2 separate regions of the Homo sapiens genome follow, and region 1 is linked to region 2. A link is an interaction called in ENCODE POLR2A ChIA-PET data of the cell type or tissue named here. Cell type or tissue: B cell. All regions are shown on one strand. Each heading gives the region's core, and the rest is flanking DNA. Links, peaks and the distances in the headings are about the cores only.

Evidence for each region. Peaks named below come from ENCODE experiments on the same cell type or tissue, not always from the same donor. Only the 100,000 strongest peaks of a DNase experiment are listed, where the experiment ranks them.
Region 1: POLR2A ChIA-PET joins it to region 2 with 7 read pairs; 6 of 35 experiments call an interaction of 5 or more read pairs at or near these places.

What each region holds. Positions count from the first base shown.
Region 1 is chr11:73,252,122-73,257,499 of GRCh38, forward strand. It overlaps LOC105369382 (a long non-coding RNA gene), which reads left to right and starts at 1,224. Exons shown (of 3, transcript XR_950296.3): 1 at 1,224-1,338; 2 at 1,640-1,686. In B cell, for the core only: no CTCF peak of the experiment used is centred there; no DNase peak of the experiment used is centred there.
Region 2 is chr11:73,144,956-73,150,333 of GRCh38, forward strand. No RefSeq gene overlaps it. Among named protein-coding and RNA genes, the nearest start is that of FCHSD2, 5.3 kb to the left of the region's middle. In B cell, for the core only: no CTCF peak of the experiment used is centred there; DNase peaks (open chromatin) are centred at 2,106 and 2,986; H3K4me3 peaks cover 739 bases; H3K27ac peaks cover 3,937 bases.

The DNA.
Region 1 (5,378 bases), core at 231-5,230, 110 kb after region 2:
GGCCGGAGAATGGCGTGAACCCGGAAGGCGGAGCTTGCAGTGAGCCGAGATAGCGCCACTGCAGTCCGGCCTGGGCGAAAGAGCAAGACTCCGTCTCAAAAAAAAAAAAAAATTAAATATTTTGTATTTAAATATTTAAAATATTTAAATATATATTAAAATAATTAAATATATATGTAAATAATTAAATATATATTTAAAATATTTTAATATATATTTAAAATAATTAAATATATATTTAAAATAATTAAATATTAAAATAAATATTATATATTATGTATTTTATGTATTATATATTTTATATATAATTTTATATATATATAATTGTTTCTGTTTCTCTGGAGAGCCCTAATACAAGATCCCCACTTTTTTTTTTTGGTGTTTTTTCATTGCAAGATTTTGTTTCTAACTATATTTATTCTTTAGATGGAAGAATGTTCAGTCTCTCTTCAAATAGGGTCTTTTTATCACTTCCCTAATAGGTAATCCTGGTTCATTCCTTGCTTTCTCACCTCCTGAACATCTTGCAGACAGCTTTTACTGGGTTGTTGTTCATACAAGGGACCTAGACACTTTTCATTATAGTTTGGGACCCCTCCGTCTCCTGCTCTTTTCCAAATCCTAGGCATATACCACAAGTCCATAAGTTGCCTGGAGAAAAGCTGGGCGCCAAAGTCTGCTTACCTAAACCCAGAAGTGCCAAGTCCTTTGGAAGGGGTCTCTTTCTTTTCAGTTTTGTTTCTGCAAGAGGCAGCAGAATTTCGATGAAGTGTCTCCCTTCCAGCCTGTGACAGCTCCAGGTGGACCTAAACCACCTCAATCTCGTCCTTTTGTATTATTAACCTTACTGCCTTTGCTTTTGTTCTTCTGGCCTCTCTTGTCCCCTTCTGAGAGTGACAAAACCTAAGAGCATCTGCCTGCCACATCCTCAAGTGGTGACAGGTGGAAGTGTTTCCAACCAAACCAAGCTCCCTGGTGAGGAAGCACACTTGTGGCCCTCTCCACAAGACAGAAAGAAGTCAGGGCTTTTCCCTTTGAGATAAGTGTTACATTCCCTTATTCTAAAACATTGGGAAAAATAATAATAATGAACTGCAATGAACAATTCTGCTGTTTCTTTTTTAATTTAAATTTTTATTTTTAATTGACAAATAATAATTGTATATACTTATGGGGCACAATGTGATATATTTTTTATGTTGGTTTTTGTTTGTTTGAAACAGGGTCTCACTCTCCCACCCAGGCTGGAGTGCAGTGGCGTGAAGGCTCACTGCAGCCTTGACTTCCTGGGCTCAAGTTATGCTCCTGGCTCAGCCTCCCAAGTAGCTGGGACCACAGGTGCGTGCCATCATGCCTGGATACATACATACATACACATATATATATATATATATATATATATATATATATATATAGTAGGGATGGGGCCTTGCTATGTTGCCCAGGCAGGTCTTGAACCCCTGGGCTCAAGTGATACTCCCACCTTACCCTCACCACAAGATGCTGGGATTTCAGGCATGAACCACCATGTCTGGCTCAGTGTGGTGTTTTAATATATGTGTACACTGTGGAATGTCTGCTGTTCCTTACATGATAATTTTTAATGAAGTTCATCACTAATCTGTTACTATTTTTCCAGTCTGCGAATTGCCAGAAGCCCAGTCTGCGAATTGCCAGAAGCCCAAAGTGAGTATCATGTATGTCAGTACAATTAATCATTAGATAATGAAGAGAACACATGGCAGTGCCACCATTTTGGCACCATTAATGCCAAAAGCAGCATGGATGCGGGATGATTGGAGGAGAACTGGATATGTGCCTCTGTTAGGGTGGAACACAGTTGGTGATACAAGTTATGCACAACGTCATTTAAAATGGCTTCAAATATTCTGAAAAAAACAACATTTAGTTCTTACTGTGAATTTTGTCACGTATTGAAAACCACTGCACATAAAATTGGATGAACAATCCATCTGCATTTTAATTTTACAATGAGGTTAGCATAGAAAAATAAACTGAATATTGACAGTAATAAACTGTATTCCTAGAAAGGCTGTGTGGGCCTACTTAAAGGTTGTCTCACCAATAAAACCATAAGCATCTTTTAGGGCAAAGGTGGTTTCCTATACTTCCTTCAATTCTCCAATGCTTCTCCTCTTCTTAATTTATGAGGCAGGCATATAGGGAATTCAAGAACTATAGGGAGTTCAGTTGAATTAAAATATCTGGTTCTGCCGGGAGGTGGAGGTTGCAGTGAACCGAGATTGTGCCACTGCACTCCATCCTGGGTGACAGAGTGAGACTCCATCTCAACAACAACAACAACAACAACAATCTCGTTCTGTTATTTAAAGAAAACACTTCAACAGTTAGAAATTTTGATTGTTTGTGGCAGGCACTGTACTGAGAGTTTTACATACACTATTCCAGTTAAAACTCAAACCACTTGGGAGGACAGAATTATTATCCCCGTTGTACAGGTGACCAGAGCTCTGAGAATGAAAGGAACTTGGCTTGGCCACACAGCTATGAGTGGAAGAGCCAGAATTCAACTTAGGCCTGTCCCTGCCCAGGGTGTGCTTGAACCCCTGCATTAGCCCAGGGGTCTTCCTGGGTGGACTCTGTTCTGCGCTCTCCTTTGTTCCTGTGGTCGGGCTCCCAGATTCCATCCAGGACCAGCTCCTTTACTTACAGATGGGGGAGCCTTGGGCAAGACCACTGACCTCTCTGAGCCTCAGTTTCCCCCTCTGAAAAATTGAAATAATCAACTGTCCCTAATAAGGCTTAAGAAGGTTAATATCTTTTTTTCTTTTTTTTTTTTTTTTGAGACAGGGTCTCTGTCACCCAGGCTGGATTGTATTGGCACGATCTCAGCTCACTGCAGCCTTAATCTCCCAGGCTCAAGTGATCCTCCCACCTCAGCTTCCTGAGTAGCTGGGACTACAGGCATGTGCCACCATGCCCAGCTAATTTTTGTATTTTTTTTTTTTTGTAGAGATGGGTTTTTGCCATGTTGCCCAGGCTGAAGAAAGTTAATGTCTAAATTTATGCACAACTACTTAGAAAACAGTAAATCCCTATATCAATCTTTGTTGATAAAAACATTCCATTTTTCTCATCATTGGAACCTTGTCACGCCTCAACATTTGGGGCACCTTTACTAAATGTGACATCTTGATTTTTAAAAGTGATCTGTTTCTTTTTCATTTAATTTTCAACTAAATAATGTATTCACTTGGTTCAAACAAACAAACAAAAAAAGGTAAACAGTGAAGGATCTCCCTGTTATTGGCCCTAATAAGTAACCCAGTCAGTGGTTGCTTCTTTATGTTTCCAGGTAACTATATGTATATACAAATCCTAAAAGTAGTGTTTTTTTTCTTCCTTCATACACAAAAGTTTGCATACTACTACATACATATTTCTACACCTAGCTTTCTTCTGAAAATTCCTTTTTAAATTTATTTTTATTTTATTCTTTTTTTTTTTTTTTTTTTTTTTGAGATGGAGTCTCCCTCTGTCCCCCAGTCCGGAGTGCAGTGGCACTATCTCTCCCGGGTTCAAGCAATTTTTCTGCCTCAGCCTCCCCTGTAGCTGGGACTACAGGCGCGTGCCACCACACCCAGCTAATTTTTGTTTGTTTGTTTTTTGGTGTTTTTGTTGTTGTTTTTGTTTTGATTCAGAGTCTCGCTCTTGTCGCCCAGGCTGGAGTGCAGCGGTGCGATCTAGGCTCACCACAACCTCCACTTTCCGAGTTCAAGTGATTCTCCTGCCTCAGCCTCCTGAGTAGCTGGGACTACAGGCATGTGTCACCATGCCCAACTAATTTTTGTATAATTTTTAGTGGAGACAAGGTTTCACCATGTTGGCCAGGCTGGTCTTGAACTCCTGACCTTGTGATCCCCCTGCCTTGGCCTCCAAAGTGCTGGGATTACAGGTGTCAGCCATCACGCCTGGCTATTTTATTCTATTTTTTTAGAGACAGGGTCTCACTATGTTGCCCAGGCTGCTCTTGAACTCCCAGGCTCAAGCGATCCCCCTGCCTTGGCCTCTAAGTGCTGGAATTACAGGCATGAGCCACCATGCCTGGCCCTGAAGTTTTCTTAAAGGTCTTTCTACATAAAAACTCCCCTGTTCTGTTTTAACAACCATGATTTATTTAACCAGTTCCCTATGAATAGACAGGTCATTTCCAATATTTCAGTTTTGATTTGTTGATTTCTTAAAGAGCTGAAATAAATGAAAACACCAACTTTTTCTTCATTATGAACATAGTTTAGACTATTTACTAGACAATAATGTCTGCTTGAATCTCAGATTCAGTAAATCTGTTTTAAAATGGACAGGGATCTGTTGGTACCAAGTGAAAGAATTGCCCCACTCCCAAGGGTTGACTCACATTAACTTGGCTTTTTTAAATTTTATTTTATTTTATTCTATTTTGAAATGGAGTTTCGCTCTTGCTGCCCAGACTAGAGTGCAATGGCGCAGTCTCAGCTCACTGCAGCCTCCACCTTCTGGTTTCAAGCGATTCTCCAGCCTCAGCCTCCCCAGTAGCTGGGATTACAGGCACCAGCCACCACGCCTGGCTAATTTTTTGTGTGTGTTTTCAGTAGAGACGGGGTTTTGCCATGTTGGCCAAGCTGTTCTTGAACTCCTGGCCTCAGGTGATCCGCCTGCCTCGGCCTCCCAAAGTGCTGGGATTACAGGCGTGAGCCACCGCGCCCGGCCTAACTTGGCTTTTTGTTCCATGTGTTGGTTTCATCACCCTCTCAGTGTCCCTACAGTCCCAAGGGCAGCAGGCAGTGTTGCAGAGGTCACAGGGCTCCACAGGTAGTGTGAGCAGCAGATCTCTGTGGACTATCACCTCCTCTGACATAGGCACTATGCTCCTTTATATACTGCCAGAAAGTATGTTAACATTTATAGCCAGGCATGATGGCTCACGCCTGTAATCCCAGCACCTTGGGAAGCCGAAGCAGGTGGATCACAAGGTCAGGAGTTCAAGACCAGCCTGGCCAACATGGTGAAACCCTGTCTCTACTAAAAATACAAAAAATTAGCCGGGTGTGGTGGAACACTCCTGTAATCCCAGCTACTCAGGAGGCTGAGGCAGGAGAATTGCTTGAACCCAGGAGAAGGAGGTTGCAGTGAGCCAAGATCATGCCATTGCACTCCAGCCTGGGCAACAGAGAAAGACTCCGTTTTGAAAATAAATAAGTAAACAAACAAACATTTGTACCAGGAGCAGCGCTGGTGGGCATGGGTCTGGTAGGAGGGAGCTAAATGGAGTGTCCCATCAGTGTGCTTAGAGGCAAGAGAGGAATCCAGAGCCCTGACTAAGAGCTGCCAGGGCAGGATTCCTGGCTCATGAATTT
Region 2 (5,378 bases), core at 94-5,093:
ATAAGTGAGTGAGCCTAGAACTTAGGAGGCTCTTCACAGAAGAAGTCAGACCCTGGGGATTTCGTTTATGCATATAGGAGGGCATCCTCTACCTGATTTGCCACCGTTCTGAAGCCAGGAGTGGCACTGACTTTCTGGAATGATTTCCTTTGGAAGTGTTATAAAGAGCTAAGGGCAATACCAGATGGGCTTACCTACTAACTCCTATTTCAAAACTGTGATTTAAAAAAATTGTTTTAATACTTACCAAGTGTCTCTTCCAAACCCTAAACTTTCATATTACTTTTCCAAGCTAATCTTTACCCATGAGATAGTATTCGTTTCTTCATTTTTACTGATGGAGAACTGGAGGCTCAGTGGGGATAAGTGACTTGCCCTGACATGATAGACTTCAGACCATAACCCAGTTGTCCGATGAGGAATGTTCGTGTATGAAGAATGTTCAAAGGAATTGGGAGAGTTCCTAACGCAGGAAAATAAGCAGACCCAGGAGGATACAATCCATTATGTTCCAGACTCTAGGGGACCAGGGAAGGGATTTCTGTGACTTATGTAAGCCTGACTTGAAATGTACCATTTTGAACAGGGTTGGGGACTTCCAGAGCCTTGCTCCTGCAATGCAGGCAAGCGCTGTGTTGCCAGTAGCATTGCTTGAGATTCTTTGGGGAAATGGTGCAGAGCAGCAGGCACTATGGCCCCAGAGACAAAACTGGGACAGGTGTTAGCTGCATCTCAGGAAGGAACTTTTCCAGGCAGAGCTACCCCTGGAAGGAGTGAGCTCCCTGTCCCTGGGGCTGTGCAAACAGGTTCTGGCTCCCTTCCATCAAGGAGACCACAGATGGGATCTCACTCTGAAAAGAAATTAATAACAGCTGCCATTTATTTTGCCTCTTCCATGTTCCAGACATTAAAATAGGCGTGTTATTTACATTGTTTCCAACATTCACAACAACTCCTCATAATACATATAACCCCATTGCACAGGCTGCAGCTCAGAAGTGAAATGACCTACCCAAGGTCACACAGCTAGTGAAGGAAAGGGAGGGCTGGCCCCTGGCTCTGAAGCTGTGCTCTCCCTCCAGCATGCTGCAGTGCAGTCTCCCATTTCATTAGGAATATGATTCTAAGGTTAAGTCAGAGCTAGGATCAAAAACTGGCCTGGAGCAGGTATATGAATGGGTATCAGAAGATCAGCTGTTCTGATATTCCAGGGCTCCTGGGAAAACTGGCAGGGAGACAAAGTATACAGCGGCCCTTTAGCATGGCCAGAACATGAGTAGCACACTACTCCCCATCCAGAGCACGCACCTAGGACAGTTTGACTTCGTCAAAGGCTCTCTTCAGAGAAAGTAGCTGCCAGTCCCCCTGCCCACACTGCACCAAAGCATCCCTGACCGTTCCTGCAGTTGGGGTCCATCAGCTCTCTCTACTCTGTCTTCCTCTGTGTCATTATCCCCCACCTGCATTGACACAGACTGCTCAGGAATACTTGTTAGCACGTCTGGATGCCAGCTATTCCCTGCCTGGGCCCCACCAAGTCCAGCTGGGGATGCTGCGGCAGACAGTGTGGTCTATGGACCCCATCCCCATTCATCTCCTTCCTACCCCTAGTCACCTTTCCCTACCCATGCCTTTGCTCCCTGAGCTAATTCCCTCAACACCAGCCTCCTGCCAGCCTGATGTGAGAGTGTGCCAGTCTCTTCCACTATCAGCTCTCAGGACAGAATCCCAGCACAGGTAAATGAGACTTCAAGATTGGTGGCCACCAGAAGAGAGCAGGGGCTCTCCTTAAGACACATAGTGAGTTTGTTCAAGGCACTAGGCCTTGAATTCCATAGTATCACTCAACAAGCCCTTATCCTGGGCTTAGTCATAAGCAGGTCTCTGAGGTGAGGAGCTGCCCACCAGGAGCTCCCAATCTCAATACAGAGACCAAGGTCACAGCAGTGAAACATGCAGGGCCAGGAGGGTCATAGGGACCCAGATCCTACCAGGTGGTAGCAGAGATCTAAGGCCAGAGGCAAGTCCCTAAGAAGCAGGCACTGGGACCAGGAATTATCTTGTCAAGTGTTGCCCCTACCAGGGAATATTACAACTTTGGGTGGCAGGGGTGGGGGTGTACGGTAAATGAGCAGTCAGTCCCAGGGCTATGGTAGGAGCTGATAGGCACATGGTTTTAACATTACAAGGCAGGAAACCACGGTGCTAATTCTATCTCTGCCAGGTACTCACTGAGTGTGACCTCTAGCGCATCACTGTCCTCTCAACCTTGGTTTCTACATCTATAAAATAGGAATAATAAATTCCATCCTGTCTTCCTCTTGGAGGGCTGTGCAGGTTAAATGAAATAACAGGTAAATGGTCTGCAAGGGCTGAGGAGCCACATAAACAAGTAACTGCTGATCCTAGGACACATCAGGGAAGGTTGAGTGACCACCTGTATTGAACGCTGATCAGCACCTTCCGCCATGAGCTGCACTGTGATTAGGCACCAATGAGTAAAATACTTTTGGTGGAGGGATGAGGTTACAGGGGTCTGAGGTCAAGCAAACCTGGGTTAGATGTCTATTTCTCCTCTGCCAAGCTTAGAGTTTTTGATCAAGTCTTGAAACCTCTTTTCAGCCAGGTTTCCTTGTCTATAAAGGAGAGATAATGGCTCTTTGCAGGGTTGCAGTGGGAATCAAATGGGAATGTTTATGTAAAGTGCCTGCAACTGTGCTGGCCCACAAGTGTGTTTCCTTTGTTGAGTTTTCCTTCAGTTTCCCGTCATTTTGTTATGGCTTTATTTGTAAGTTAAAAAATAAACCACAAAAAGAGGAATTTCCATGGGGGAGATTGAGCCCCACTAGAATCTTAGTTCTGCTCCTTACTCATTGTGAGGACCTGGAAAGTCCCTGCCTCTCCCTTAGCCCGGGTTTTCTCATCTGTAACACCAGGGGTTCCACCAGGGAGTTTCTCCAGAGCCTAGCCTGGGAGGTATGGGATGCTACCAAGTCTGTGAGCCCCTTTCAGGGAAAGGACCCTTCAGGCTGAGCTGGGTAAGGAGGGCCAGGCAGGGATCAGGGGAGAGAGAGGAGAGTTGTGGGAGAGGGACAGCAGGATGCAGAGGTGGCAGTTCTGTCACCACCATGGGCTGGCCTGTGAAGGGAGCAGGCCCTGTTCAGGATGCCTGCCTGCCTGTTTTCCCACAGCCTGCTGAGTTAATGCCAAAACAAAATACACTTGCTTGCTCCCTGCCCGAGGGCAGCAGGCCAAAATAAGTGTCCTGGAGGGCTGGCAGACACCCTGGCATCCCGCCTGTCCTCCGTGGGCATCCGCCCTTCCCCTGTCTGCGGCACCACCCTCAGCCAAAGCTGGCCTAGGGTGTGGAGAGGAGCCTCCCCAGGGTCTGCACTCCTCCTCCCATTTGCAGCCTTCGTAAGTGGACACTTCCAACCCCTACACCTGCCTGTCCTCCCAGTCCAGCCTTGGCCCGAGATGTGATCTAATTCTCACTATGCTGCTGTGGGCAGAGCACATGGCATCAGAATGCTAGGAGCTGCTGTCGGGCGCCATGGGAGGGAATTCCCCAACTCAGGAAAGCTCTTCCAGCGGAAAGGAGCAGGTGGCGAGCCTCCCTGAAGAGACAGACACTGCCAACGCTACAGGCAGAGCCAATCGTGGGGTAAGAAGTGTCAAATCTACCACCCCCGGCCTTCTGTCTGATGCTTGTCTACACTGTGTACATTAATAATAATAGCTCATGCTTTATAATAGTTACTATGTGGCAGACAGCCTTCCAAGCACTTCGCATAAAAAACTAATGTAATTCTCACAACTCTGAGGTAGGTACTATTACTAGCCTCATTTTACAGATGAGGCATTCACAGGTTAGGTATGCCTATGGTCATGCAGCCAGTGGCAAACTGAGATGTATACCCAATTAACCAGGCTACAGGGTCTGTGCTGTTAACTGCTAAACTAATCTGCCACCAAAAAATGATATCCCCCATAAAACCCAGGTCCAAACTTGGAACATGACAAGATGCTTGCCTTAGGACCTTACAATCCAATCATCTTTCCAACTTGCCTAAGCTGAGAATCACCAGGGGGTGCTTGTTTAAAATACATAGTCCTCTGTCCCTAGCCTCCAGCCCCACTCTGAGGATTCACTGAATTTGAAGTGGGAGGAGAGGCAGTGCCTGACATGTGGAAATCGCACCATAAATGCCTGTTAAATGAATGAATGCTTCTGACTTCTCTGAGCCTCTGCTCATCTCTAAAATAGAGTTACAGCTCCCTACCCTCCCCCATTTCCAAGTGTGGCTGTGGGTTAAGCCAGTGTATGTGTCTGCTCCAGCTTTGCTGGGTGTGGGAAATTGTTTATAAGCATACCCGGCTGGCTCCTAATAATAGCTGTAATAATAATAGCTGACATTTCTTGAATGCTTAGGGGGTACCAGGCACAGCTCTGAGGGCTTTGACTGTGTTAACCCATTAATTCTCACAACACTCAATGGTCTTGATTGCAAGAATGGAGCTAAGTCACTTGCCTGAGATCACACAATTAGTAAGAGGTAGGCTATTTGAACACAGATGGTCCTGCCCCAGTGTCTAGAGGTTAACCGCTCCATCACAATTACCAGAGTCACCCAGACCTTCCTCATGGGAACTGGGCTGCCACCATTTAATTGAGCAAATGATTTCTGTACCTGTAGTATTCTAGGAGGGGAGAATGAAAAGTTGAATTAACAGGTACCCTCAATCTAGACGGAGAGGCAAGATATAGAATTCCCTAATGATTGTTTGAGTCTGAGTAATTCCAAAGCACAAAATCAAAGTGCTGTGGTTGTTCTAAGTGGGGGAAGACTGCCTCTGTCTAAAGGAGGGGCCCACGAGGGCTGCATTGGAAGTAGGCCTTGATGCATGGGAGGCAGGCACTCCCTGCGGAGGGACAGAGAGAGCGAAAACCACAAGCTGAATGGGCCTGAGCCACGTTTGGAAACATGGCTCTATCCATATTTCTCTTGGATAGAGAATCCTGTGAAATGAGGTAGATGGTGTAGCCTTGGGTGGCCCTCTTGAATGTCTGCTCACAATTTCCTCCTTCCTTCCTTCCTTCCCTCCCTCCCTCCCTCCCTTCCTTCCTTCCTTCCTTCCTTCCTTCCTTCTGTCTTACTTTCCTGTTTGTTTGATTGAGATGGGGTCTTGCTCTCTCACCCAGGCTGGAGTGCAGTTGTGCAATCACAGTTTGCTTGCAGCCTTGACCCCCTGGGCTCAATCAGTCCTCCCACCGCAGCCTGCTGAGTAACTGGGACTTCAGGTATATGCCACCATGCCTAGCTAATTTTGTTGTAGTTGTTTTTTGTAGAGACAAGGTTTTGCCACATTGCCCAGGC